5 separate regions of the Homo sapiens genome follow, and all the other regions are linked to region 1. The links are chromatin loops, found by intact Hi-C in ENCODE. Cell type or tissue: natural killer cell. All regions are shown on one strand. Each heading gives the region's core, and the rest is flanking DNA. Links, peaks and the distances in the headings are about the cores only.

Evidence for each region. Peaks named below come from ENCODE experiments on the same cell type or tissue, not always from the same donor. Only the 100,000 strongest peaks of a DNase experiment are listed, where the experiment ranks them.
Region 2: a loop joins it to region 1, with 9 times the contacts of the local background. A loop is called at or near these places in 2 of 110 quality-filtered maps.
Region 3: it touches region 1 in a loop (3.0-fold over the local background); 2 of 110 quality-filtered maps call a loop at or near these places.
Region 4: a loop joins it to region 1, with 4 times the contacts of the local background. A loop is called at or near these places in 3 of 110 quality-filtered maps.
Region 5: a loop joins it to region 1, with 4 times the contacts of the local background. A loop is called at or near these places in 3 of 110 quality-filtered maps.

The regions. Positions count from the first base shown.
Region 1 is chr13:74,022,493-74,028,864 of GRCh38, forward strand. The region is part of intron 1 of KLF12 (KLF transcription factor 12); the gene reads right to left. Among named protein-coding and RNA genes, the nearest start is that of KLF12, 110 kb to the right of the region's middle. RefSeq lists an enhancer at 4,311-4,390. In natural killer cell, for the core only: no CTCF peak of the experiment used is centred there; DNase peaks (open chromatin) are centred at 2,509, 4,459 and 4,889; H3K4me3 peaks cover 1,241 bases; H3K27ac peaks cover 1,724 bases.
Region 2 is chr13:74,241,291-74,247,590 of GRCh38, forward strand. The region is part of intron 1 of LINC00402 (long intergenic non-protein coding RNA 402); the gene reads left to right. It also overlaps a transcript of KLF12 not described here. Among named protein-coding and RNA genes, the nearest start is that of LINC00402, 13 kb to the left of the region's middle. RefSeq lists an enhancer at 1-449. In natural killer cell, for the core only: no CTCF peak of the experiment used is centred there; a DNase peak (open chromatin) is centred at 2,791; H3K27ac peaks cover 2,822 bases.
Region 3 is chr13:73,930,120-73,936,592 of GRCh38, forward strand. The region is part of intron 3 of KLF12 (KLF transcription factor 12); the gene reads right to left. Among named protein-coding and RNA genes, the nearest start is that of KLF12, 200 kb to the right of the region's middle. In natural killer cell, for the core only: no CTCF peak of the experiment used is centred there; no DNase peak of the experiment used is centred there; H3K27ac peaks cover 220 bases.
Region 4 is chr13:73,764,883-73,769,882 of GRCh38, forward strand. It overlaps KLF12 (KLF transcription factor 12), which reads right to left. Exons shown (of 8, transcript NM_001400136.1): 6 at 56-118. Among named protein-coding and RNA genes, the nearest start is that of LINC00393, 110 kb to the left of the region's middle. RefSeq lists enhancers at 1,109-1,609, 2,603-3,238. In natural killer cell, for the core only: CTCF peaks have their summits at 3,018 (motif pointing left) and 3,219; DNase peaks (open chromatin) are centred at 869, 1,369, 2,429 and 3,029; H3K27ac peaks cover 3,702 bases.
Region 5 is chr13:74,087,702-74,094,189 of GRCh38, forward strand. The region is part of intron 1 of KLF12 (KLF transcription factor 12); the gene reads right to left. Among named protein-coding and RNA genes, the nearest start is that of KLF12, 43 kb to the right of the region's middle. In natural killer cell, for the core only: no CTCF peak of the experiment used is centred there; DNase peaks (open chromatin) are centred at 3,340 and 5,280; H3K4me3 peaks cover 341 bases; H3K27ac peaks cover 1,388 bases.

The DNA of each region.
Region 1 (6,372 bases), core at 1,373-6,372:
TCTCCCACTTCTGCCACATGGCATTTTTCAAATTTTTTCCTCTCACTGGGTATCCCCTCACATCTATACTTTTGCAACCTTACACTTTCATTCTCATTTCCTTCATGTGGGCCCAAGACAGGTTTTCCCACAGAACATGCAATGGTGCAGAAAATAGGAGGGAAAAGGGTAAATCCAAAAAAAAAAAAAAAATTGACCCCCTCTCACCCCACCTGCAGCCACCTGCACCCACCTGCAGTGACCACTCCAACCCCCCCAACATATAACGTATTGGCCGCCTCCTTTGAAGATGTCTGGGAAGGCCTTGAATTATGAAAAAGAAAGAACACAGTACAGAAGAAGGTATTTTGTCATGCTGAGATCTCATCCATCCATCCACTGTGGAAAAAAAAAAAAAATCACCGGGAGCTTCAAAACTCTCTTCGACCTAACTCTCTGCATCCCTAACCAAATGGCAGGCTGCATCCCTAACCTCTGGTGTTGGGGCTCACGCATCAGTAAGTTTCAGAAGCCAACAAACTGATTCTAATGTGCACCTGGCTAGTTCTTACTCTTCCCTCTGCACTAGTGATTCTCTGCTCTAGCTGCATATTCCAAGATTCCCTTGGGAAGTTTTAAAACATACAGATGCCCAGGCCCTACCCTTAACCCACCAGATTAGAACCTCTGGGGATGGGATCCTAGTATGGAATAGCTTTCCCATAAAATGCCAAACTGAAGTGATGGTTGAAAATGAATGTTCTTCACCTACAGATGTTTGGTTTTGTTTTTGAGAATTTTCGAGAACGTTAAAAATTACTTACATGTTTGCTAAAAAACAGACTTACAGGGGAGAAACTCAGAGACCGTGTTCTTCTCTACTTATTGGCAGGTGTATTAGTTTCCTAGGGCTGCAGTAAGGAAGTAGCACATGCCAGGTGGCTTTTAAGAACAGAAATCTACTCTCTCACAGTTATGGAGGCTGAAATTCCAAAATCAAGTTGTTGGTAGGGCCACGTTCTCTCTGAAGCCTGTAGAGCAGAATCTGTTCCATGCCTTTCTCTGAGTTTCTGGTGGTTCCAATAATCGCTGGTATTCCTTGGCCTGTAAATATATCACTCCAATCTCTGCCTCTGTGACATGGTGCTCTCCCTATGTGTGTGTCTTCTTAGAAGGACACAGCCATATTGGATTAAAGGCCACTCTACTCTAGGATGACCTCATCTTAATTCATTACATTGGCAACAACTCTAATTCCAAATGAGATCACATTCTGAGGTCCCAAAAAGGACATGAATTTTGTGGGGACACTAACCCAGGAACTAACTAGCAGGAAAGGGGGCTGATAGCTACTATGGCCAGAGCATCAGCTGTTCATTGTGAAGAGGTAGCAGATTAAGCAAGTTTCTGGTGATCTTGAAGAAAAGGGGCATGTGAAATACAGCTAGGGTTAAGACAGTTCCTAAGAGATCAAAGTGCAAAGAGATTCCAACCCCTAACAGTTTTATCACCACCAGTGCACTGGAGCCCCACTGCAACTCCTAGCCTCTGAAATATCAAGTTGTGTATGGCTTATAACTTTCAAATCCATATTTATACTGTCAGAGCTACAGCAATGCCCCTAAAAATTCATACGAAAACTCAAAACATTTTCCAATAGATACACTGTCATATACAGGGTTATCACATAATGGCAGTACCATATTCTAATTTGGGGGATACTGTAGAAGAAATAAGCTTTGTGGAATTAACCACACCTCACAGACAGATACATAATCATCAACTATATTTCAGGAGAAAATACATTCTCAATTCCAACTTCATGCTCTAACAAATATCCAACAAAATAGTAAATTCTCCATGGCTTACCAGCTTAGTTGCCCATCTAATGGTTTATGTATTTGATTGTACTCACTATATAGTTAATACAGAACATTTGTTTCCAATTTAAAAAATGAGTATACGCATCATTCTGTCATGCTCAAGAACTTATTTTTGATACACTAAGAGCCCTTAACAGTAACAGCAGCAATCAGCTGGACCACTGCCGAGAGAGGGCAGGCATGCACACACAATGAACACGTGGAGTGAAAATATTTTTCACCAAAATAGTAATTCCATAGGTACAAATTAGTTAGGCCACTGATATTTGTGTCTTCTTCAGCTTCAAGTATCCTATAAAATAATTGACAATATTAACGAGTCTGTATTATTCATTTAAATATTACTTTAAGAGAGATAGGCAACATCATTTGTGGAAGCCACATTTTGTTTCTATATATGCAAATGCACTTGAGGGGGAAAAAGTCTCTCTAAAACATAGGAAATTAGGAGAAACTCCAAGTAATCTAACAGATTTTCACTTATTTCAGCTTTAATATACTTCAAATATTTGATACTCTACAGAAACCACCCACCTCTTCCCTGACACTTTTCAAACTTTAACCACCCACTGTTTTCCTAACTATGTTAAGTTCTCAACATAAATAAGCCAATGGAATCTCCCTTTATAACCAGCTCAGAGAGAAAAAAAATCTCTTCTATTTACTAAGCTGACAGGTACTTTGATCTCTCACAGACTCATTCAGGTAACAATGTACATATGACAGAGTTTAAAGAAAGCAAACTCCTTTGGAAATTTAAAGTGTCTTAGAAGTCATGAACAAATGCAAATAAACTGAAAATGCAAAGGGGCTGTATCTCTATCACTTGCCTTTGCTTACTTTGTTTGACAGCTATGTTTCAAAGTGCAAGCAAGGAAATAAATCCTTCAATTTGGCTGTGATACTTGGAAAGAAGCTTAAAGCAGTTTAATAACAGCAGTAAGATTAAACCATAATTCTACAAAAAAAAAAAAAATCCAAAAGGTGGCAAAAGGAAGTGCCTTTATGCAAATGTCATTGCTTCCCAACTACTTCTATTTTCTAAGGGAAGAAGTCTCTGTTGCTAATCGACTCATAAAGTGTCTGAATATATCTGATGCTCACTACTGCTATAGCTTCAAGGTCATTTTAAGGTTCTTAGTTTCGCTACAAGTGGGTTGTGAACATTAGTGAGTTACACATGTTGGACACTTTGGTTTGTTCAGAGTTAAAAAAAAAAAAAAGAAAATCAGTGAGTAGTCTAAACAGATGCAAGAGTTCTGGCACTCCACTGCATAGGACATAATCATCATTTACTAACATATACTGAGGTAAGAAAGGTACCCAAGGGAATTTAGAACTGTCCAGGTTTATATACTGCCTTTTTATAAACAGTCACTGTCGTAAATATAATGTAGATTATATTGATGAATAAAGTAAATGAAACACATTTGACTGACTGGATGACATTACCAAATGACTGCAGATATAGCTAAATGATGAGCCCAGGTAGATACAAAGGCATCTTAACTTCCTCCGACTTGACAACTGTCAGATAACCACCTCTCTAGAGTCCCCATAACAGGCTGAAAACATTATTTGGTAAAATGCAAACAATTAAATAATTTGGATTTGCTAAGATTTCTCTAGTGAAACAGTTGAGTTTTGGGTACCCTAACTCACAAACTTGACATTATTAATCATCATAATTTATGCCAATTATGGATACAATGTGAAATGTCAATTTCCTATTTTTATTATAAAGATCGATTGCACATGGATTGCAAATTCATTACATGAAAAAATTAACTCAAGATTTTGAAGAAAAAAAAAAAAAACCTTTACCTTGGAGGAAAACTGGGTTCAAAAACTTAGCAATACTTCAAGTACCAAAATATATGTGTAGAAAAATAAAGAGGGATGGAAGAGGAAAAAAATCAGTTATTTCATTTCCAAAAAAGTGAAATATCTGCAAATCAACCTCTTTTTAGTTGCATGCTTCTCTAATAGAACTGTATGTAATTCCTTTATGTAAAGCCTAACTTATATAGTGAAAAAACATCACCTTGTATTATACATTTAAAAATGGTTAAACTAAAATTTTAAGTTGTATTTCACAATTTAAAAAGAAAATTAAAATAGTGATATTTAAGGTTCTTCTATTACAAAATAAGGAAGGAACAGTTTTCATCTTTGTAAGTTACATATGCATGCACATATTTCCATGTTAGATACAGTTACATGACAATATATAATGTTTTAAAAAGGGTTAAAATAGTACATTTCTGTTACATGTATTTTACTATAATTAAAAACAACAAATACCTGATTTGGATTCAAATATCAGTATCATTCACCTTGATTTCTATCCAGGGTAATCTGAAAAACATCGATTCTAACCTTCTGTAATTTGTGTTCTAGAATCTACTTACATCAATCTTTAAATTTTTTGACCACTCTACCTCAGTCCCACAGGAGACCAAAAGGTAGGAAAAAGATTCCAGGGCCCCATTTGTGCTTCAAGTCGATCAGCTAGTCCCACGGTGAAGTCAGGTGCCCTGATACAGCTTTTCAGGTCTTTTCCTGTGTGAATCACCACCTAGAAAAGTCAGGGGCCTGCCTTTGGTTTCTAACAGGAAATGGTGCCACTGAAGTGCAAATTCACACGGTGGGGAAGCTGCAGGGCTGGAGCAACAGCAGAGCAGAAAGAGCCAGCAAGTTAGACAGTGTTTCTCTTAAAAATAGAGTAGAATAAAGAAGCAGAATAGAAAAGAACAATGGGAAAGAGATGCAGAATTAGTTTGACCTAAAATACGAATCAACTGCTTATCAATAAGCCTTAAAAAACAACCTACCTTACAGCTTGCCTGAGAATTTGTGAAGAAATACGAAGGCAATGAGAACTCAAAGTGTAAAGCTACTTCTTTCATATCTCCATGTCTTCTTCTCTAACTGTCTTCTTTTCTCTGTAGTTCTCACACTTCCCCCTCTCCCTTTTTTCATCATCTAATTCTACAGCTCAAAGAAATCCCCCCACTTCGCGATGTCTGTTCATTCAACATGCATACATTTTGTCTTGGGAGCGGGGGGAGAGGGGTAGGTATGAGTGGCATATATAATTGTTTTTAAAATACTAGGGTCTGTTCTATAAATGAAGCAAAAGCAAGCTAAGGAGGAAGACAGAGTATAGTCACCTTTAATAGTAAAACTCAATTAGGCTTTAACAGTAAAACTGAAGATAAAGGTTCCACTCAGGCTATTTATAAATACCCTTAAAACCAAAAACAGTGGTTTCTAATTCTACATGTAGTGACTTGGGCTTCAGATACTTAAGAGTTTAAAGTAGATGGCACATTAAGAAATCAGCAATTGAATCTACAAGATGGAAATACATTTTAAAGTTTTTTGGCCTCTTTTTTCTTTTTTACTTCAAAAACTTTAAAATTTTCCCATAAGAGTTTCAATTGTGACCATACACATTCTTCACATAAAAAGTCAACAAGATGCATTAAAGAGTCTTTTTAATTTAGTTTCAACGTGTGCTTTATTATAACTGTACTACCAATTCCAAATTATTTCATCACGATTACCCACTTTAATCCAAAACAGTATGTCAACAATTATTTCTGTCCCTTGTAAAGAAAGAAGAAGAAAAAAATGAGATATCACTTAACATTGATTGAATTGGCCAATTTAATAGCCATTATATCCATTGCTAGAAAGTGGCAGGAAGAACCTTATTTATAGGTTGCCTCTGGCAATACCAACTATCAGAACTCCTTTGAAAGGCACTTTCCTTTCAAGAGTCAAAAGCACGTTGATAGTCTTTGACCCAGTGATAACATTCCTAGATTAATCCTACAACAACAAAAAAAGGAAAAACTGTAAGTATAAAAAGTGCATGGAAACACGATTTATAATCTAAAAACTGGAAATAATTTATTACGAGGAAATAGCTGATTTAATTATGGTTGAAAACTGTAATGGACTAGCATGCTGCTATTATAAACTACATTTAAGAAAAATGGAAAAAAGAGCTTATTTTGCAATATTAAGTTAAAATGACCTGCGTATGCAGAATAATTAGTAAAGTATACAAAAACTTCTATCAAGTAAATGTGGTGGTTTCACTAGAAATATTTAGCTTAATTTGTATTACTGTCATAATTTCATAACGTTTTTCTAAGTACTTATAGCTACAATATATATACATATTTTATAATCCCTAATATTTTTAAACATTAAAGTAGATTCCAAATGGCAATATTTATTGAAAGACTATAAGGATTAGTAAGGTCATATCTAGAAGTTCTCTTACTATGATAAATATAAGAAACATGGCTCTTATGAGGAAAATGCTTCAAGTTTTAAAATGTTTACATTAGTAAGATTTTATAATGCATCTAGGTGCAGCAGAGAGTTACAATGTGTAAGAGAAGGAAGACAAGGGAATCACATCATTTTATAAGTTTAAATTAATATAAGAAAAAGAGAAAGAATTTTCAATTTTTTTAAAGGGGCATACCTTATA
Region 2 (6,300 bases), core at 1-5,000, 220 kb after region 1:
GTCTGCCCATTCTCAGATCTCCAGCTGCGTACTGGGAGAACCACTGCTCTCTTCAAAGCTGTCAGACAGGGACATTTAAGTCTGCAGAGGTTACTGCTGTCTTTTTGTTTGTCTGTGCCCTGCCCCCAGAGGTGGAGCCTACAGAGGCAGGCAGGCCTCCTTGAGCTGTGGTGGGCTCCACCCAGTTCGAGCTTCTGGGCTGCTTTGTTTACCTAATCAAACCTGGGCAATGGCGGGCGCCCCTCCCCCAGCCTCGCTGCCGCTGCTGCCTTGCAGTTTGATCTCAGACTGCTGTGCTAGCAATCAGCGAGACTCCGTGGGCGTAGGACCCTCCAAGCCAGGTGCCGGATATAATCTCGTGGTGCGCCGTTTTTTAAGCCCGTCGGAAAAGCGCAGTATTCGGGTGGGAGTGACCCGATTTTCCAGGTGCCGTCCGTCACCCCTTTCTTTGACTCAGAAAGGGAACTCCCTGACCCCTTCCCAAGTGAGGCAATGCCTCGCCCTGCTTCGGCTCGCGCACGGTGCATGCACCCACTGACCTGCGCCCACTGTCTGGCACTCCGTAGTGAGATGAACCCGGTACCTCAGATGGAAATGCAGAAATCACCGTCTTCTGCGTCGCTCACGCTTGGAGCTGTAGACCGGAGCTGTTCCTATTTGGCCATCTTGGCTCCTCCCCCCAGGTACCGAATTTTTAAAGTAGGAATATTAAAAGCTCTTCTGCCCACTCTGTGGAGTGTTATTGGAGAGTTAAATTTTAAAAGTTCTGTATTTGCATGATCATTACTTAATTCCCCCTCAAACATAAAATGTTTGTTAATGATGTTACTACTTACAGGAAGTATAGATCAGTTGAATAGTCAAATTTTATAGAAGGTAGATTTAATCTTGTAAGATGGACTTTTATTTCTGAAATGAGTTTACATGTCCCTGAATTTTCTTTGACATGTGTATTAGTCTGTCTTCATGCTGCTGATAAAGACATATCTGTGACCTATTAATTCATAAAGAAAAAGAGGTTTAATGGACTCACAGTTCCATGGGCTGGGGAGGCCTCACAATCGTGGTGGAAGGCAAAAGCCATGTCTTACATGGTGGCAGGAGAGAGAGAATGAGAACCAAGTGAAAGAGGAAACCCCTTATAAAACCATCAGATCTCATTAGACTTATTCACTACCACAAGAATAGTATGTGGGAAACTATTCCCATGATTCAATTATCTCCCACTGGGTCCCTCCCACAATACATGGGAATTACGGGAGCTACAATTCAAGATGAGATTTGGGTGAGGACATAGCCAAATGATATCAACACACACGTGTTTATATGAGACGTAACAAAGTCATGAGGCTAGTTTCTTTGTGAGTTTTAATTCTTTAATATGCTCATCCAATAAACTCTCAATTGTTTAGTAGGTGTAGGGCTTGAGCATCCTGCCCAAGGATACTGGGGATACAAGGGGAAAGAAGGCGTGGCCCTATTTTTAAGAAGCTCACAGTCTAAAGTGAGCTGAACATGCAGAGACATATTACAGCAAGGTGAGGCTATCAGAGCCACGTGTACATAGAATTTCTGGGCACTCGGGGAAGTTGCCTCTCACTGCCACCCACTGCAGAGCCCTGATGAATCTTCATTTGGTGGCAGTGAGAGCACTTTTCTTTTCTTTTACTTTAAGTTCTAGGATACATATGCAGAACGTGCAGGATTGTTACATAGGTATACATGTGCCATGGTGGGTTGCTGCACTATCAACCTATCATCTAGGTTTTAAGCCCTGTAGGCATTAGATATTTGTCCTAATGCTCTCCCTCCCCTTGTCCCCCACCCCTGACAGGCCCCGGTGTGTGATATTCCCCTCCCTGTGTCCATGTGTTCTCATTGTTCAACTCCCACTTATGAGTGAGAACATGCGGTGTTTGGTTTTCTGTTCCTGTGTTAGTTTGCTGAGAGTGATGGTTTCCAGCTTTATCCATGTCCCTGCAAAGGACATGAATTCATTTTTTTTATGGCTGCATAGTATTCCATGGTGTATATGTGCCACATTTTCTTTATTCAGTCTATCATTGATGGGCATTTGGGTTGGTTCTAAGTCTTTGCTATTGTGAATAGTGCTACAATAAACATATGTGTGCATGTGTCTTTATAGTAGGATGATTTATAATCCTTTGGGTATATGCCCAGTAGTGGAATTGCTGGTTCAAATGGTATTCCTGGTTCTAGATCCTTGAGGAATTGTCACACTGTTTTCCACAATGGTTGAGCTAATTTACACTCTCCCCAACAGTGTAAAAGCATTGCTACTTCTCCACATCCTCTCCAGCATCTGTTGTTTCCTGACTTTTTAATGGTCGCCATTCTAACTGGCATGAGATGGTATCTCATTGTGGTTTTGATTTGCGTTTCTCTAATGACTAATGATGATGAACATTTTATTCATATGTTTGTTGGCCATGAGAGGACATTCTTTAAGGAGGTATCATTTGTCCTGGGTTTTGAAATGCAGTTAAGGGTTCCACAATTGGAATAGGGTCCATACTAAGAAGGGCATTCTAAGCAATGGGAACAGAGTGTATAGGCAATGTGGAGGAGGCCCGACACTAGCACACAATTTTGAAATTGTGGACTCAATATGTGCAAAAGACAATTGTGATCTGTCTCACTTGTTTTAATGAACATATGTTGGGGTTAGAAAAACTGAATTTGCTTGCTTTTACTAATATGAGTATCGGAAACATCTACTACAGGATGTTTACCAAATGAATCATTATCACAGTTCCTGCTGTGGTTGAATTTTTTGTTTTTAACCTCAAACCTTTAGAGTGAAAAGTGTCACTTATATTCCCACAGTTGACTCTTCAGTAATTGTTAAGAATATCATCTTTGGTAATTGTTAAGAATTTCATCTTTCACCTGGACTTCCCTCCAGTCTTTGATCCATATGTCACTTTGTTACTAGAGGTATCATGATGTAGCTTAGTCTTTTATTTATAAACTACAGATGATCCTGATGTTCCACTACCTAAAACATTCAGGGGCTCCCCATAGTCTACTGAAGTAAGTCTTATTGTGGCATGAAGAACATGAGCTGGCTCCAATAATTCTTTTGAACTTCCCTCCAAACTTATCACTTTCTACTTTCAAGCAGGTCCACCAAGCTTACACCATCACAAGTTGCAGACAGGGACAGAGGGAAGAGGATGAGACCGTTGAGGTAATTAGGTAGGAATCAGATGATGGAGAATTGCAAGTGTTGTACTAAGAAGTCTTGGTTTTATTCTGCATTCATGATACTTCTCAAACATTTCATCTAAAGTGTTCCAAAGGGGTAAGAAGAATATCTGCCCTCCACTGTGGGTTTTGGGGGCATAGCCTGAAGTGGGCCATCACAAATGAAAAATGTATTTATAGTATCCCTTCATATTTTTTGGATTCTAATGTGTATTGTCCTACTCCTTTTAATGCTAGGACAATTTTTCAACTTATTGCTACCAAGTAAAATTGAATTTCAAAAACAAGATGTTATCCTGAGTTTTGAATTCCCCCAGCACATTACCAGGCCTCCTGAGCAATGTGTATTCCAAATTGAGAAGCACTTTTTGGTAATAGGGAACCACTGGTGGATTTTAAGATGGTGACAGCAGCAACAAACATATGACTAAATGATTCAAACTTACAAAAAGATAGATTAACATATTTAGGATTTGGAAAAGTCACTCTGATGACTCTGATGGTAGCCCTGGAAGAGGGATTAGAGGCATGAGAATAGAAGAGGAAGAATCAGCAGGTCAGAGTACCAGTTGGATGGCTAGAGAAGCTATCAAGGAAAATTTCCAGTTCTTTGTTTTGGTATTTGGGTAGCCAGTATTATTATTTATTGAGACAGATACAAGAAAAGAAGAAGGTTTTCAATTTTGAACATGAACGTTTGTGATGAATTTGGGACATACAGGTGAGACATTTGGTAGGAAGCTGTATATCAGGTTTGAAGAATGGGAGATAAGTTTATCTATCTATCTATCTATCTATCTATCTATCTATCTATCTATCTATCATCTACAACATTTTGGTATTAAAAGTCTGAAAGTGGAAATTAAAGCTATGGGAGTAGATGAAATTGCTAGGAAAGTAATATAGGATCAGAGAGAGAAATTGTTGCATGGAAAAATGAGACAGGTTTTAAAACAAAGCAGATCTAGTAGGAGGAAAATAAAGACCTGTGAAGGAATGTTAACATTGTAAATGAATTTAGAAACCTCCTAACAGATTTTCTCATTTGATAGATTAAAAAGTTGAGGCTTAAAAACAGGAAATGATTGCTCTGAGAACCTTGTTTTATTTTCTCATTTCTGGCTGAGAGTTCTTACCATATTTTATTGACCTTATTTTATACATAAAATTTGTTGTTTTATGAACCTTGTATCCACTGTGGAACATAGCAAAGTGTTTCACTAAGGATAGTCACCTAATACAGTTTTTCAAAGAAAGACCTGAATTACTTAACCACTTACCTCTTGTAAATAAGAGGGGACAACAACTTAGTTTTGAACAGACAAAGTTAACGTGGAAGACTAATACTAGAATTTTAAAAAATCATAGTAACTGTATGTTAAAGTATCAATGAAAAACTAAATTGATCGCATGGCAAAGCTGAGTTTCAGTAACTTTTCCCCAGACACTAGTAGAAGGGTTATTGTTGGTAATCAAAACTTCTTTCCTTGCACCTAAAGGTCTTTTTCTCAAGCCCTCTTCAATGTCAGTGTGCCAATTCTCTGGCTTTGACACGACACCCAAGTGTGCCTTCCCCAAATGCCTATGCTTCAACATCATTCCTAGAACTCTAGTTATATATATCAGAATAGACAGTCAACAATTTCAGATCGGCTTCTGTTAAAAGTGGATACGTGCTGTTTTAAATGGATGACGCACTTATGACAGGGCTACCTGGTACTAGGGTTTGATCAAATTCTGTTTGGGAATTGCAGGATGAACTAGGAATAGCACATTCTTGTACTCAGAGTGTCAGAAGGTGGGTGGCTCCCATTGAAGACAGCCCATTTTCTACCCTACTTTTCTGTCTTTTAGGAAGGAGAAGCTAAAGTATTTAGAATGTTGCCTCGGCTTATTCCTCAGGCATAAAATGCAGTGGGCTCAGTTATTTGCTCTTGTTTTTTGAGGAATTATTAGGTTGAATAAGGCAGCATTTGCCTTTTTAAAATACAGGGGAACCACTCTGTGCTTCTGAGAAAATAGAAAGTGGCCCCCTGCCAGCTTACTGGCTTGGTGGGTGGAAAAAATAACACAGACCAATGTGAGGAACACATCAACTCTCTCTCCTCCGACATGAACCCGTGATGCCTCTCCAGAAACACCGGACAGATGGCAAAGATCACCTCAGTGGCGTTTCCATCAGAAATCCAAGTCTTTGTGCAGGAAGCCTCCAAGGAGAGAGGATCTCTGCACACTTATGCACGTGTGCATTTAGAAGTCAGAGGGCTGTGGCTGTGACTTGCCTCTGTGTGCGGCACGGATGAGAAAGCACATCTGACTCGATGCTAATGACAGTGGCTCATGGTGTTAAAAAAGATGAGGGAGGGTCAGAGGAGTTAATTACTTATGGTGAAAAATCTGAATGCTCAGAGGAATTAACTGGTATGCTGTAATTAATTTAAAAAGAGACTTTTAGTTGAAAAATATGATCATAATATAGACATCAGTAGTTTGAATTCCATCCATAGTTACTACATTCTGTGAAAACGATCTTATTGTACTAATAATGAATTTTGAAGCAGTAAGCTTCTTTTTTTTCGACCAGATTTCAAAGAAAATAAATTGAGGGTGCAGAAAAGACAAAGCAGAGAAAACAATATCTTTGATATCTTGTTTCTTACATTGCAGTCAAATGAATACCTGTATCACAAACGCTCTTGATGATGAAGATGGGTTCAGATTGTTTTGAACCAAAAAGACAATACAAGATGAAATAATTTCCTTGTTTTTACAGATCTGATGGTGTGCAGGGGTGACATGGACTAAATAGCAGCATTTTGCTGTAATAATAACTCTTTGAAAAAAATACCAGCCACACATGGGCAATTTGGGGGGATCTTTGCTACTGCTAATTGAATTTTCCTCTTGAATCAGTTTTTTGGCACATATCCAGATGTACCAGCCCTGTGCATAGGTGAAGAAGAAAGATGAAGGGCCCTAAGTATCCTACCTGATTTTCTTATCTCCGACAGGATACCTCATAGCACTTTCTCTTGTAATTCAACTCTGATAATTTACCTATGAAACCAAGGT
Region 3 (6,473 bases), core at 1-5,000, 94 kb before region 1:
GGCCATAGGTCTCTTAACAATAGCAAGACATTGTTTAGGGAATAATGTAAAGATGATTGGTTCAAAAATTGCAAGTGCCAGAAACTTGAATTTTTTCCCCACCATTTAGAAATGTTATATCATAAAAGCATAGTCATATGCATCATTTTTTTAAAAAACGCAAATATCTATTAAATAAACTCTATTAAATAAACTGGCCACATCATATGTCATACATTATTTTTGCCTCTTACAGTTTTCTTATATTTCTTCAAGGATCATTTTCTAAGACAATGGAGACACTGAATGCTAATAATGTTTTATGTTTTTGGAAACAATTTGAATTAAAATACTACATATTAACTAGAAAAGTTTTTTATTCAATTTGGGAAATTGAAAGTTTTTTAAAAACCATCATTCATTTAACTGTCACAACCATATATGTTTCTGAATAACGTTTGAAATGCTTTCTACAGTAACAATTGTTTTTAGTAGTTCATGTTTAAGGAAAGACACACATGATAAGACATAGTATTTCTGAGTAAAATCCAGAATACAGAATTAAACACATCTATTTTAAAATGGCAATTATTGGTAAAAGGCAAGTATATAACGGCACAATATCAATGTTTTGATTTTACAGTATAAACAGACTGACAGTAGCAATTTTTTCCTGATAATAAAGTAATAAAGCACAGCATTACTTTGGAGCATCATTAATGTTAAATCTTTTTTCAACATCTATGTGAATAACTGGAAACATTTTTTTTTTTTTTTTTTTTTTGAGACGGAGTTTCGCTCCTTGCCCAGGCTGGAGTGCAATGGCGCGATCTCGGCTCACAACATCCTTCGGGTTCAAGCAATTCTCCTACCTCAGACTCCTGAGTAGCTAGGATTACAGGCATGTGCCACCATGTCTCGCTAATTTTTTGTATTTTTAGTAGAGATGGTGTTTCTCCATGTTGGTCAGGCTGGTCTCAAACTCCCAACCTCAGGTGATCCACCCGCCTCGGCCTCCCAAAGTGCTGGCATTACAGGCATGAGCCACTGCCCTAGCCACATATTTTAATTTTCAAATCTGAAATATTTTACATCACAAAACTCAGGAGAAATGCAGATTAACAACAAATGCAATGGCAGTTACTTTTTGATTACTTGACATATTGTGTACTATGCTAAGTATTATGTATACAATTTCACTTATTCTTGCTGAATTCATACATTTTATTATACCTGAATTTAAACAGAAAAATGTTTTACATAGCTCTCAGACACATTTCTACAGCTCAAAAACACTGCATAGAAATGTGAATATACCCAAGGGCAATAATCCAAAGAAGATTAAGGCAAAATCTCTATTTATATATATTTATGTCAGTATAGAAGTCAGAAGCTACTATGGCAAATAAAATTTGAGAGGAGAAGAGCAAATTTAGCATAGACATGCAATGTCAATGGAAAGACATAACTGTCTCTACATCTATCTTCTAACTTCATAAAACGACATCCATTAAGGGTTTTGATGATGATGTCTATGAAAATAATGTTATTTTGCAAAATTGCTGATGGTGAAAGAATGTTAAATTTTCAACAGTATGTAAGTTTTCATGAGTATAATGCTGATTGGGGAAAAATATAATCTTGAAAATATATCTATGATCAGAACCAACAGCCCCTGCACTGTTTATAGAAAATGCTTCACCTCAAATATTTTGCTTTTTTTTTTTTTACCATTTACAATACATTGACTATTTTTAAGTAGTCTGAATACTCATCTTTTATATGAAATTTATAACAAAACTTCAAGCAACCCAGAAGGCTCATTCGACTACCTTGTTAGAGCTGACTTAGCTAAGGGAGGCTCAAGGTTTTAAATGCACAGTTGCATTAATTTATTTCAAGTTAAAAATAAAGTGTGTAACCACAGTTAAAAAAAAAAAGAAAAGAAATTCCTTCTTTATCTGAATTTTAAAGAAACAAGACTGCCTTATTTAGCAGATAAAGGCTTTAAAGAGTGAATAATCTCAATTATTATCTTCATGAATTTACTGAAAAAGATATAATTAGTTATGACAAGAATATGGCAATGAAACTGGAGTTTGAGAGTTAAAATCAGTCATAGAGACTATGAGTCACCTTGAACATTATAGTTCATTTAAGATAGATGAAAAGAAGTTCATATTTCCTTATGACACTTTCTTCGCATTTTCTTAAGACAACAGAAAGGACTGACCAATGACACTGAACACAGTTTCCTTCTTCTGTAGCCACAGATATGATCACCTAGTAAGACATGAAACAGATCAAAATTGTCACCAGGTCGAATGCCTTCAGAGCACAGCATTTTTCTCAGTGATGATTCTCTGACATAATTTGTAAAGAAAACAAAACAAAAAAAACCTGTTGACATCTTTATTGTTACATTGGTTTCTCAAAACACTAGGGGAGTTTTCTAGAAGGTGAATCTAATATGTGGTGTCAGTTCTGCTCAATCTATTGATTTCAAAAATTGATAGACACACAGTGAAATAGAATTTTGCCCATGTGGTGACCAGGGATTATGTTTGCCCATTAAGTAAATACAAACATTATTTTATATAAAACAAACATATCTTATGTAGTAAAATATTTTTTAATCCTATGAAATTAAGGTGAAAGAGTGATTCAAAAGAGTTCACATTTACTGTAGGATACTGCATAAAAGGCTCTGTGACTCTAGGCAAATTTGCATTTACTGGGGTACTGAACAAAAACTTTTCACAAGATCTATATTAGATTCTTCTTACACATCAATATATTAGTAGGAATTATGTCTGGTATCAGATCATGTCCAATGTGATAACTAGTTACAATGATCAAAACCAAGTTACAAAGACAAATACCCTGCAATAATGAAAAGACTGATTCACAAGACATGGACTACAGTTCAGTGCCTGTTACTTACTTGTTGTGTGATCTTACATGCATATCATCTCTGCAACTTTATTTACTAATAAAAACAATATTACATCTACTCAAAGGATTACTAAGGCAGACAAGCACATGAAACTATTATGTTCTCTTAATGAATTGACATCCTTATTATGAGATGCTCAATTTTATCTCTGGTTATATTATTGTTCTGAGGCCTACTTTGATATGAATACAGGGCACCAACATTTTGGTTTTGCTGTTATTTAGTGTTTGCATAACGTATCTTTTTCTATCCTTTCACTTTTTATCTTAAAACAATGTTCACCACAGAATTATTATGTTCCAGGAAGAAAGTTTTCTAAACTATTAATAGCTTTTATTTCAAGATGTGATCATGTCTTCTAATTTCTCTTGATAGGTTTTTTTATAGATATTTAAATTTTTCTAAAATAAAATGTTATCAGACATAAGAATTCCAGTTTCTGATCTGAGGACAGGCCTTGTACACAGGCAATCAACAGGACTGGCATGGCTAAACACGAATAGTCTCACCTTTCATACGAAACTTCTTCCTCTAGAGTTACAAGAAGGATGCTGTCAAAGCCAAAATTCATCTAAGTTTTCATTGTAAGTATAAGGAAGGCCATATACTCACACATGGTTGCTGCTATAACAAACAGATTTCTTAAAAATCACTGCCCCTTTGAACTATACAAAGCAATCTGCTCAAGTCTCCCCTTAGCCAGTTTAGTAATCCATATTTGCTCTCCTATACAGTTATAAATCCTAAGCCCTCTGGTTCAAAAAATGTTTTTTTTTAAATTCTTAATTGTGGTAAAGAACATATAACATAAAATTTACCCTCTTAACCATTTTTAAGTGTACAACTCAGTAGTGTTAACTATATTCACAACGCTGTATAACAGATGTCTAGAGCTTTTTTCATCTTACAAAACTGAAACTCTATACTCACAGGACAACTCCCTATTTCCCTCTCCCCCAACACCTGGCAACTTCATTCTACTGTCGAAGATTTTGACTACTCTAGATTCTATCCTTTGATTACTCTAGAATGTACCATCTTGCTATCTGTACTCTGTTCCTTTTGACTTTTCTTCTTTTAGATAAATTGAGGGGTTTTTTTTTGCAGTGTTTCTGGTTCATCTCCACTATTGGTCCTGACAACTGTATCTGGTTGTTTTGTGTGGGTGGCTGCTCTAGAATTTACAACATAAGGCTTTATCACAAGTTATCACTTACGACTTACTGACCTACCTTCAAATAATACCATACCACTTCACAAGTGGTGGGAGAACTCTACCTATACTTCCTTCCATAACCCTGTCCTGTGCTGTCGTTACTACTCATTTTCATTCAATATGTCACGAACTCCACCATGCATTGTTATATTTGCTTTCAGCAGTCAACTGTCTTTTAAAAAGATTTTTAAATTCTTTTATATTGACCCATATGTTTACCATTACTCATTTCCTGTATAAATCTAAATTCCTACCTAGTATCCGTTTCTTTCTGCCTGCAATTTCTTTCTTCTTTCCTGACTGATTTCAGATAAGAAGACTGATTTATCTTCCTTCATGTGTAAGGTGTATTTTTTGCCCCCTGGCTGCTTTTAAGACTATGTCCTTTATTACTTGTTTCTAGCAATTTGATTATTCTGTGTTTTAGTGCCATTTATTCTGCTTGGGGCTCATTAAACTTCCTGGGATTTGTGAGTTTATAGTTTCCATCCCATCTGAAAAATGTTCAGCTTTTTTTCTTCAAATATTTTTTTCTGATCTCCCTCTTCTTGAAAGTCCAATTGTAGGTATGATAAGCAACTTGCTATTGTTCCACAGCTGCTTACTGAAGCTCTGTTTTTATCTTAAGCCTCTATTTCTTTTCTCTCTGTGCTTTGTGCTTTATTTTGGATAGGTTTTTATTATTTATTTATTTATTTATTTATTTATTTATTTATTTATTTTGAGACAGATGCAGTCTTGCTTTGTCATCCAGACTGTAGAGCAGTGGCACGATCTCAACTTATTGCACCCTCCACCTCCCGGGCTCAAGTGAGTCTCCTGCCTCAGCCTCTTGAGTAGCTGGGATTATAGGCATGAGCCACAACGCCTGGCTAATTTTTGTATTTTTTTATTTTTTAGTAGAGACAGGGTTTTGCCATGTTGGCCAAGCTGGTCTCGAACTCCTGACCTCAAGTGACCCACATACCTCGGCCTCCCAAAGTGCTGGGATTACAGGCATGAGCCATCGTGCCCGGCCTACTTTGGATAGTTTTTATTGCTACGTATTCAGACATTGATCTTTTCTTCTGCAGTATCTATTAATGTCATCCACTGTATTTTTAAAATTTTAAATACAGTATGATATGGTTTGGAAGTTTTTTTCCCCTTCAAATCTCATGTTGAAATGCGACCTCCAATGTTAGAGGTGGGCCTAGGGAGAGGTGTTTGGGTCATGGGGGCGGATCCCTCATTAATGGCTTGGTGTTGTCTTCATGGTAATGAATGCGTTCTCACTCTGAGTTCACAAGTTGTTATCCTGGCACCAGCTCCCTCTCACCACATGATGCACGAGCTCCCACTTTGCTTTCTGCCATGATTTATTTATTTATTTATTTTTGAGACAGAGTCTCGTGTTGCTCAGGCTGGCGTGCAGTGATGGGATCTTGGCTTACTGCAACCTCCACCTCCCGAGCTCAAGCAATCCTCCCATCTCAACCTCCGGAGTAGCTGGGACTACAGGCATGTGTCACCATGCCTGGCTAATTTTTGTATTTTTTGTAGAAATGGGGTTTCACCACATTGTCCAGGTTAGTCTTGAACTCCTGCGCTCAAGTGATCCACCTCCCTTGGGATCACAGGCGTGAGCACTTGGCCTCAGGTATTTCTTTACAGCAATGCAAAAACAGACATACATGGTGTATGTTTCATCTGTTTAATTTTTTATCTTTTTGTACCTTCCATTTCTCTTCTCATCATTTTCATGTTTTCCTTCACATTTGTGAGCATATAAGATACAAAATAGATGTTTTAAGATCTTTGCCAATTATTTGTCATTTCTGGATGTGTTTCTATTGATTCATTTTTAAAACTTGGTTATAAGTTCTATTTTCCTGCTTCTTTGTACATCTGGTAATTTTGATCGGATGCCAGACATTGTGATTTTTACATCATTCAGCACTAGATCGTGTATTCTTTGGAGTGCATTTTTGTTCTGGTATACAGCTGAGTGACTTGCAGATCAGTTCGGTCCTTTCAATGCTTGTTTCTAAGGCTTGTCAGGGTAGGTCCAGAGCAGTCTATTCCAGGACTCAGGGCCACTAAGCTGTGACCCTTCCAAGCCCTCTTCCCAATGCCTCACATATGAAGAGGTCTCTCCACCCTGATTTCTGTCAGCTTTATGTGAGCTCCAAGAATTGTTCAACCTACTGCTGTATGGCCGACCTTTCCTTGCCTTCCTCCAATACACAGGAAGATAAGTACTCACCAAACCCTTTAGTGGGCCCCTCTGGAGATCTCCAGAGCTCTCTCTTTGTGCAATTCCCTCCTCTACAGTATTCTTCT
Region 4 (5,000 bases), core at 1-5,000, 260 kb before region 1:
CCTATTAAAGTTTCCCGTAAGACCTACAAATACTCATATTAGACTGTATACTCACCAAGGAAACTTTTGATTATTCATTCGATTGCCCCGGACCCTTGATACTGGGGACGGATGTACCCTGTAGACAGAGAAGAATAATCCAGTCATTGAAAAAGCATATTCCCAATTGCAAATTTAAAAAAATGGCATGTTTTATAAATAATTTCTTTTAGAATTGCTTAATACAAAATCCCCAGAACTTGAACCCCTCTTAGTAAATGATGCAATTAAATTCCTACGCCTGCAAATCTGTGGTCCTTTTTTCCTTCTTAACCACTCTCAAGACAACAGGTCTGTCATAATGTTCACTCTGAAGACTCCCAGAGGCAGGACTGATGCATTCATTCAGTCCAACAAAAGTGACTGAATACCTAACCCTTGCCAGGTACAAGGGTGGGTAAAAGTTATCTAAGGTATGGTGCCTGAGTTCAGTGAGCCCTCTTTGTACCTGTTCCCATGAGGGTGGGCACAAAGAGGTGTCTAAGTGCCCTCTCCTTCACTCTACCACATTTAAAACTCTAGGAAGCAAACAACGTTATTCAAATGTGCTGTGACAGAATCTGCAGGCACAGGGAAGGAAGGAAGGGTGAACAGGTACTCCTAGGAGGAGTACATTCTGGAAGTGATGTGCTACACTGGACTTTGAAGAAAGTAAAGTCAATTCAAAATTTTAGCCAGATAAAGGAGAAGTGAAGAATATATTGCTTTCCAAGCTTCCAGGATTGGACTTATCCACTGGAAACAGCTTAAAGCTTCCGGGAACTGCTGTTATCTTCTAATCAAAGCCTAGCTAGTAAACCTCCGCCTCTTTGTGGGTCACTAACCGGCAAAACAATACGCCCTACTTCCGGCTGCCAGCTTCCTGTTATGGTCTGTCTTTAGCCAGGATTTGTGAGATCCAAGCAGTCTTAGCTTGTATTACCTTCACCCTTTATGCTTCATACATTGCTCTTATTTACAAGAAAAAAAATGGGGATATAAAACTGGTCTTAAAGTCCAGTTAGAACCAAGGTTTGTAAGAAACCCAGTTCTCTGTAGTTGTTTAATAAGTGAAAATCATTCCAAAACAGATAATGCAGTTCCAGCCCCGCCTAAGGGCCAACTGCAGTCTTTCCCTAAACCCAGAGCCAGACTGCACTTTGCACTCGGAAGGCTTATTTCTTCCAACATCCCTTATTAACATTCTTTTCCTCACAGCGCTTCTCAATGGCTGCTGCAGCTGAGCTGCTCAGCACAGATTTTCTGCTCGGCATGGGGGAGGGGGTGTTAATTATGCAGAAAGATGGAGAGAGGCCAGACAGCCCCTCTGGTGAACTGTCTCATTCAAGCACGGCCCACTTCCTGCTGTTTTGCAGCTACAAGGATCACCTGTTGGTCTCGGCGTCCAGCCAAACTGGGGCCTAGTGGAAATGACAGACTCAGCTAGAAATGAAAGCCAGTTCATAATCCAGTATCCTAAATTGGACAAAGAGGGGGAAAACGCAATAATAGTACATAAAAATTATACGAAAGGCAGCAAGCGTAATTTTTTCCTCTTTTATTCTTTTACTTTTTTACTTTCTGTCTGCTTGAAATACAATCCTTAAAATGGATATTTGAGCCAAAAAAGTTCTCCCCAGTTAAAGCCCCCTGACCTAAGAGGAAGTGCAGGAAATTCTCCTGAACTTTCCCTATACCCTCACTGGGGTATCAGAATCCTAACTATTTAAATAAAGTTTAATCAGCCCCAAATACTCACAGTTCTTTAATTTGTTCTCTATCTTTTACACATTTACTTTTTATATTGTCCCCTCCTTAACCCTAGGAGTACAAAGAAACTATTTCATCATGAAAATTCCACTGGGTGAAGTTTAATGACAGAAGTATTCTCTTATTGATGCTGTTTATTGCATATATTAGTGAAGAAAAAGAGAGTCTGTTTAATCCATAATTACAACATTGTCTAGGTATTTGTATCTTTTAGGAAAATTTCACTGATCCATAGATCAAATACTGCAAATGGAGAATTTCTATAATGGTTTAGCAGTCTCAGGAAAAGAATTCCTTAGGAAAGTCTTTGGAAAAGAAGTCCTGATTGTGTATATGAACAAATAATTACAAGGTTTCCTAAATTAAAAAGGTAAATCAACAAAGCTTTATTTCTGTCCTCAAAGGGAATAAGTACACTGATAACTTGGCACATACTTCATCTGATAAAGTAGACCATAAGCCTTGCACTTCACCAACCCCCTATATATTATTTCTTCAAAAGGATATGGCATGTTTTTTTGAGCTCAGTCTTTAACCTGTGACACTTTTTGCCATCTTCTGCCTTCTTTCCACATATAGAAGCCAGGCAGGTAGCAACGTCAAAACCTCTGTAGGAGAAACCACCACCTAATCTGCATGTCATGCATTATTCATGACCTCCTGATTCTTGCACCTGCATCTAGGCAGGAAGCTTGCAGGGAATGTTCATTATTCTTCCCTTAGCCTCACACAGGCTCGATTACTGCTAAGCCACTTTGTTCTGTAACTAAGGGGTTCAGGCCTTAGTACTAACTGCTGGATGTGGAAAGAAAAAACACCACGCTGAACAAAAGGGCAATCTTGGTTGTTGTGTAACATGTATTGAATGTGCTCTTCTGAGACTGACAGTTTGTCAGGTAGAAATGCTCACATTTGGTGATTTACATTACATAGAAAACAGGGAAGCTATACCATTAGGGCCATGTGTACCAACTGTTCTATTTATATACACTTACTCATCTGGAGCAGAGAGCATGTTTATAATTTTACCCAGTGCAGAGCTTAATTTAGCTTTCTTGCTAAGCATATGAGAACTTTTTAGATGACTTAATACAAAAACGGCTCTTTCTTCTTTGGGTATAAGCACCAAAGAACCTGACTCTCAAAACCTTGCATCTTAATGACTGCCATTTATAGTTAATCAAGAGAATACCATCACTCTGGTTTTCAATGTTTTCATAAACCTACCTGAGTGGCACCCCCTGGTGACTGGAGGTGGGATGCAACATCTTGATTCCCAACACAAATCATCAGCACTCATGAATTGCTGGGGGAAGGATACTGGTCCCACTTTACTATCTGCACCACAGAAAAGCTGTGATAACTTAATGCAATCTTATCATCCCAAATGGAATTAGGATGAAGTGGTTAAGAGTGAAAATTGTGTGACCAGCCTGCCTGACTGAATCCCAGCTTCACCGTTTACCAACGGTGTCATCTTTGGGCAAGTTATTTAACCTCTCTGTGCCTCAGTTTCCTCATCAGGGCAAATGGAGGTAATAATGGGGCCTATTACCTAGGGCTGCGAGGTTTAAATCAGTTAACAGCTATAAAATCTTTAGAATGGTGCTCAGTACTTAGGAAGCAGTCAATACATGTTAGCTATTGTCACTAGCAGTGCTGATTAGACATGAAAGGATGGGAAGTCAGAGGATAGAGCTGGACTATCCAGGTAATTCCAGGGGATTAAGATTACAAATATGCTCTACAGAGCCTGCAGTCTTACCTACTGTGCTTATACAACTTTACTAAAGGCGAGAAAACAAACCAAGAAATAAACATGGGCAGAATAATACAAACCAAAAACTATGGCTTATAAGGTATGGCTTACTCTCAGGCAGCTCATTTTTTTCTGCTCTTTATTAGAAGACCTATCTTCTGTGTACTAAACTGCACAGTATTTAAGTTATGACCCATTCAAGAACAAGACAGTAATCACGGCAATGCAAATTTGCACCCATTTACAGAGCCCTTACTATTTGCTTGGTATCATGCTAAATAATTAAGACATATTATCTTAATTTATCCTCATGTCATTACTGTCCACATTTTATCTTTGAGAAAATAGGCTTAGAAGATTAGGTAACTTGCTGGGGTCACGTAGGTAGTAAAGAGAAAAGTCAGGATTTAAACACAGGTACGTCTGACCTGTCTGACCTGTCTTACATCATGGATGATATAAGATTATCATCTGATACTTATATATATTCCCTCCACCCAGCCCAGAGGATGTAATAAGATGAATTAGCACCAGGGTCTTAAATAGGAAATTTTCCATGTATTTAAGCCCAATTGAACATTTTATAATATAAGTAGATATAAAGTGGAAGTAATGGTTTTCTTGGACTAAATATGAAGCATGTGGGTACTTATAAGAAGCACAGTCATAATAATATACTTTATCTCTTTAATTGTTTATGAATGTTCCTTGTTATATTAGCATTGCTATTTAAATACATAATGTACAACACATGTAAATTTTAGAGGGCAGAAATTAATTCTAGCTATAGCCATGCTTCCTCACATTCCATTTTCTCTAGAATCCAATGTAGTTGGTATCCACACCGCTCTGATGAAACTGCCCTCATCACAGCCATCAATAGTCTCCATGTTTTCAAATCTAATGGTGAATTCTTAGTCCTCAACTTCTCAGCAGCAACTGACATAAATTATCACTCCATTCTTGAACAGCTTCTTTACTCAGCAGCCAAGACATTCTTCTGGCTTTCCTCCTTTCTTTCTCCTTTGCTTGAACCTCCTCCTCTCATTCTTTCAAACTCTAAATGTTGGCATGGGCTAGTTGTCACTGTCCTATAACCTTTCCTCTCCACTATTTAAACTCACTCTGTAGCTAAAAGAGGCTCCAACTGAGCTACCATCATGACCTTCCCATCCACATCATCACGACTCCCAAATGTCTACCTCCAGCCTTAGATCTTCTCTGAAAACCAGACCCAGGTTTCTTAATATCAACCTTTCTCTGAAAGAAACAAACAAAAAAAAAGATGTTCCTTCTGGTATCTTCTCAATTTCAAAAATGTTGGAATTATTCACTCAGTTGCTCAGGCCAAAAACCCTTAGAATAACATGTGAGTCCACTTGTGCTCACACCCCATAAATTAGAGAGGCTGTTTCATACTGAGAAGAATGAGAATAAATGATTATTCCACAGA
Region 5 (6,488 bases), core at 721-5,720, 65 kb after region 1:
CCCAGGTTTTGTTATTTGGAAACCAGAGATAACATTTCTTCAGTGTGTTGGCATCAAATGAGAATATCTGTTAAGTATAATATACTATTATCTGTAATGTATAATATACTATTAATTGGTGTTTCTCGGTGTATTGTGTAAAAGAAGCCAGAACTGGGCTATCAAAGAAGCCCAACTGATGTACACACAGTTAATAAGCAGAAAAGAAGGAACTGCCCATTTCCTGCACTCAAGTGCATTCTTAACAAAGAGAACACTGATGAGGGGCATGACCCAGGTTAGTTCTACCAATATACTCTTATTCCTTGAAACTTCACAGGGACGAGTGATTGGAGGAGGGAGTGGTATCCTACAGACTGGAAAACAAAAGCATGGTCTTGCTCTCTTTCAGCATCATGGGGCACAAAGAGATACAAACTCCACAAACCATGGTGAGCTTGGCCCAAAGACAAAGCAATTCTTACTATTTATCAAACTTGCTCAGAAATTCCAGCAAGCATAAATACTCTATTTCAGAGGAATTTAACCCACCATAGAAACTATTACACTGATAAAAAGTGTGGCTATAGCTTTTTTTTTTTGAGACAGTCTTGCGCTGTTGCCCAGGCTGGAATCTCCTGAGTTCACGCAATTCTCCCACCACAGCCTCCCAAGTCTCTGAGATTACAGACATATGCCACTATGCCTGGCTAGTTTTTATATTTTTAGTAAAGACGGCATTTCACCATGTTGGCCAGGCTAGTCTCAAACTACTGATCTTAAGCGATCCGCCCACCACAGCTTCCCAAAGTGCTGGGATTGCAGGCATAAGCCACCGTGCCGAGCCCTAGATCTTTCAACTCTAGCATAGCAAAGGACAAAAAGAGAAAGATGAGGACTATTCAGAAATCAATATATGGTCATCACATGGTACTCTGATGTGCATAATCTGACCTACAAGAAAGAGCACAGTGCTGGGGTTCTGAACATTTGGGTTACTATCTGCCCTCTGCCATTATACAGATCTGCAGCCTTAAGGTCATTCAATGCCTAAACTTGTACTTCTGAAAAGTGAGAATGGTCATATTAACTCTACACCTTTTTTACAGGGCTTTCATGATGACCAGATAGGGTCTTGAATGTGAAAGCACTTTGAACTGTTAAAAATCACTCACAAAGAATCATGACTAAAGATATAAACTTCACTTGTATGCATAACAGGATGTTTCAAGACAATAAGATTTAATTTTCTGGATTGTACTGTAAACCACTTTATATGCAAGCTCTTAAAAAATAAAACGCCTGTGTAGTAAATTAGTACCTCTAGACAATTCTGCTATCTCTGTGACAATTATTTCTAGAATTCTGATGCGTAATTATCAAAAAAAGTAGTAAAACCCTAAATACAAATCCAAGCTTAACCTCCATGAAGTTTATTTTACTTTATTAACACTATATGATATTCATTGCTTTTCAAGTAAATGATGGGGTAAATGAGTCCTATAAACACATGCACACAGAGTCAAGGAAAACTTCCACCCGCCCCCTACAAAAAAAGGTGGAGAATCAAAGACACACAGGCTCAGGTTCATGAATATAGTAGATTCATTCCATTTTTAAAACAGGTATTACTGTGTTCTCTTTTTAACCCTAAAAGGACCAAATATCTTCAAAATAATGATGGTGGTGACTCTTCATTCCTAGGCCATTTTATCAAATATAAGTGTATATTTAGATAGACCCATGAAAAAATAACAAGTTGAAAATTCCACAGATAACCTAATTATCTAGGTATTTAAAAATTGTGACAAAGATACTACTATAAAACCACAAACAGATATTTCTTATTATATGGATGCAGAAATCCTCAAAATAGCAAACCAAACCTAGCAACATGAAAAAATTAAATTATATACCATGGCCAACTGGGATTCATCCCAGGTACGCAAGGTTGGTTTAACATCTGAAAATCAATTAATGTAATGCACCATAGCAAAACCACAGGATCATATGGAAAGATGCAATAAAAGCAATTGACAAAACACCATTTATTGAAAAAAAAAAACATAAATCAAACTAGGAATAGAAAGGAATTTCCTTGACACGACGTAACATGCAGGGGGAAAAAAAAAAAAAAAAAAACAACCATGGCTAGTATCATACTTAAAGGTGAAAGATAGATGCTTTACCCCTAAGATGAGGAATAAAATACTCATGTCTGCTCTCACCACTCCAATTTAACATTGTGCTAGAAGTTCTAGCCAGGATAGTAAGGCAAGAAAAAGAAATAAAAGGCATCCAGATTGGAAAGGAAGAATAAAACTCTATTTGTAGATGTCTTGATCTTGTATATAGAAAATTCTAAGGAATACACTGAAAATACATTACAACTAATAAATGAGTTCAGCAAAGTTGCAGAATACTAACTCAATATACAAAAATCAATACACCTTTTATATACTTGTATTGAACGATCCAAAAACAAAATTAAAACAATTATATTTATAATAGTATAAAAAGTAATGAGATACTTAATAATAAATTTAACAAAAGAAGTATAAAACCTATACTCTGGAAACTACAAAAAAATTATTCAAAGAAATTAAAGATCTGAATGAAAGAAAAAACATCCTGTATTCCCAGATTGGAAGACTCAAGATTGTTAAAATGTCACACATATCCTCTGCCTCCACACATGCATAACCTCTTTCATTATCAACATCCCATATCAGAGTGGTACATATGTTACAATTGAGGAATCTACTCCCAAATTAATCTACAGATTCAATGTAATCCCTACCAGAATCATAACTGACTTCTCTATCAAAATCGACAAGCTGATTCTAAAATGCATGTAGAGTCTAATAAATGTATACTGGTGGGTCGCTGTGGTTTTAATTTGCATTTCCCTGATGACTAATGATGATGAACAATTTTCCATGTGCTTAGTTGCCATCCATGTATCCTCTTTGATAAAGTATCTCTTGAGGTCTGTCGCCTGTTTTTTGATTGGGCTTTTCTGCTACTGTTGAGTTTTGAGAGTTCCTTGTATATTCTGGATAGAGCCCTTTGTTAGATACCTCATTTGTGTATTCTTCTCATTCTGTAGGTTCTCCTTTATTCTCTTAACAATGTCATTCACAGGACAAAACTTTCAATTTTGATATAGCCCAATTCATTAAAAAACATAAAAATAAAAATAAAATTTGTATAGAAATTGCAAGAGATCCAGAATAGCCAAAACTACCTTGAAAAAAAAAAAAAGAAAGTAAGAAAGCTCATACTCTTCCATTTCGAAACTTACTACAAAGCATCAAGAAACAAGACCAGTGTGGTTTTAGCATAAGGATGTAGGTCAATGGAGCAGAATTCAGAGTTCAAAAATGAGCTCATGTGTCTATGGCCAATAGATTTTTGACGGGAGTACCAAGATCACTGTATGAAAAATCAAGAGTCTTTTTAACAAATGGAGCTCAGATAACTGGAAATCCACATGCAAAAGAATGACTTTGGACCCTTGCCTCATAACATATTCAAAAATTAAAAATGGATCAAAGAACAAACATTCGAACTAAAACAATAAATTTCTTAGAAGAAAATACAAGGGTAAATTTTAAAGACCTATGACTTGGCAATGATTTTTAGATATGACACCAAAACCACAAGTAACAAAAAGTTAAACTGATCTTTTTATAATACCTCCGTAGTTTTGACTCTCCTAGAATGTTATACAGTTGGAATCATAGAGTATGAAGACATTTCAGATGGGCTTCTTTCACTCAGTGATATGCATGTAAGTTTCCTCTATGTCTTGTCATGGCTTAATATTTCATTTCTTTTTAGTGGTAATAACATTCCATTGTCTCAAGGCACCACAGTTTCTTCATCCATTTACCTACTGAAGAACATCTTGGTTGTTTCTAAACTTTTAGCAATTATGACTATAAATGTAAAAGGAGTAGTGGTTGCCAGGATTAGGGAGAGGGAGAGATCAACAGGAAGAGCACAGGGGATTTTAAGGCAGTAAAAAAAAACCTCTGTATGATAGTGTATTAGTGGTTATGTATCATTGTGAATTTGTCTAAAAGCTATGAAAAGCCAACACCAAGAGTGAATCCTAATGTACACTATTTATTTTGGGTGATAATACATCAATGTAGATTACTTAATTGTAACATATGTACCACTCTGATAGGGGATGTTGATAATGAAGGAGGTTATGCATGTGTGGAGGCAGAGGGTACGTGTGACACTTTTTTGCCTTCCTCTTAATTTTGCTGTGGGCATAAAACTGCTCTAAAACAAAGCAACCTTTAAAAAAAAAAAAACCCAGACGTGGTGGCTCACACCTGTAATCCCAGCACTTTGGGAGGCTGAGGCGGGCAGATCACGAGGTCAAGAGATCGAGACCATCCTGGCTAACACGGTGAAACCCCGTCTCTACTAAAAATACCAAAAAAGAAAAAATTAGCTGGGTGTGGTGGCGGGTGCCTGTAGTCCCAGCTATCTGGGAGGCTGAGGCAGGAGAATCACTTGAACCCGGGAGGTGGAGCTTGCAGTGAGCCAAGATCACACCACTGCACTCTAGCCTGGGATACAGAGTGAGACTCCGTCTCAAAAAAAAAAAAGAAGAGTTGGACTTCATCAAAATCAAAAACTTCTGTGCAAAGGATACTATCAAGAAAATGAAAGTCACATTTTGGGAGGCCAAGGCGGGCAGATCACTTGGGGTCAGGAGTTTATAACCAGCCGGGCCAACATGGTGAAACCCCGTCTCTACTAAAAAAAAAAAAATTAGCCGGGTGTGGTGGCACTTGCCTGCAATCCCAACTACTTGGGAGGCTGAGGCAGGAGAAATGCTTGAATCCTGGAGGCAGAGGTTGCAGTGAGCTGAGATTGCGCCACTGCACCCCAGCCTCGGCAACAGAGACTCCAACTCAAAAAACAAAAAAACAAAAAACAAAAAAAAGAAAAAAGAAAAAGAAAAAGACAGCCTATAAAATCGGAAAGAATATTTGCAAATTATACAAGATCCTAGTATTCAGAATATGAAAAGAACTAAAACTCATCAAGAAGACAAACCCAATGAAAAAATGGGCAAATAACTTAGACATTTTTCCTAAGGAGACATGCAAATAGCCAACAAGGACATAAAAGATGCTCAACATCGTTAGTTATCAGGGAAATGCAAATTGTCAAAAGTGGCACCTGAGAAAGAAGCTTCCTCGCTCACTCTCCTGAAAGAGGTTTCAGAAGCCCACTTCCTTTTCACTGTACAAACAAAAAATCCAGACAACTTCCTTCTCACAACTACGCACTTGAGGGGAACCAGGTGGAATTTAATGTGGATCAGAGAGACAGAAAGAAACTGGATCCATCCTTGATGGCACTGTTGAGAAGTTAAACCAAACTAATCCTGGAGACCTACCTACATCTGAACTTTCTATCATTAGACAACCAAAGTCCCTTTTATTACTTAAGCCTGCCTGAGTTCATTTTCTTTACTCAAAATCAAAAATCTTAACTGACTAAATCACATAGTTAAGAAATGCTACAGCGGGCGGATAACTGGAGCAGAAATATAATCTTGGAGGCAACAGTGTTGAAATGGCTATTTTTGAAGAAAGGCAAATTATGTTTTCCTCTACTGTACTGAATCATGTTTCAAAGCTTCACCCAGAACTTTATGTTAGACAGATCTTTTTCCAGCTCAAATGTGTTACCTGATCTCCGTTCCATATTTCCAACATTGTGAGCACATCCACTCAAAATAATATAGCATAAAGAATAAGAAAATTAAAATACAGAGCTCATAGAATTGGGCAAAGCTGGAATTCCTTTTAATGAAAAAGAACATTGTAAACTATAAATAACCATAAGATGGTCATTATCATTTGCCTGTGAATAACTTGAAGGAATCAGACTAAAAGAATTTTTAAGGAACATTCCAGCTCTAAATGTCTGATTCTGAAGCTTTCCAAAATATATAATCACATTTAAAAAGAAAATAGTTAAGAATTGACTCCAAAAAGAAAAAAATATATATATAAATATATATAGTGAGAGAGCCTGTATTCAACACATTAAACCTCAGATCATTTCTCTAGGTAAGTAAAATAAACAAAAATATAAACTAATGTAAATGAGCATTACTTTGGTTTAAATAGCAATCAACCACTCTGACTTCAACATGTTACTCACCACAAACATTTGAAAGTCATTCCTTCTTAGGAAAGGGCTATTTTTCCCAACTATTTCAGAGTTCATTAGGAGTATCAGTAAAATGCAAAAAAAAAAATACAATAGCTAGTTCATATTTACACAACACAAACATGTATTCAACACTTTAAATTAGTATATTTGATACATGCTAAGTATATAATTTTAAAGCCATTTCAGATGGGCAAAAGTAGCTAGGACTACAGGTGCCCACCTCTACCTTATATATAGACTAAGCTCATAAATATCTGTCATATACATGCACAAATATATACAGACACAGTAGAAAA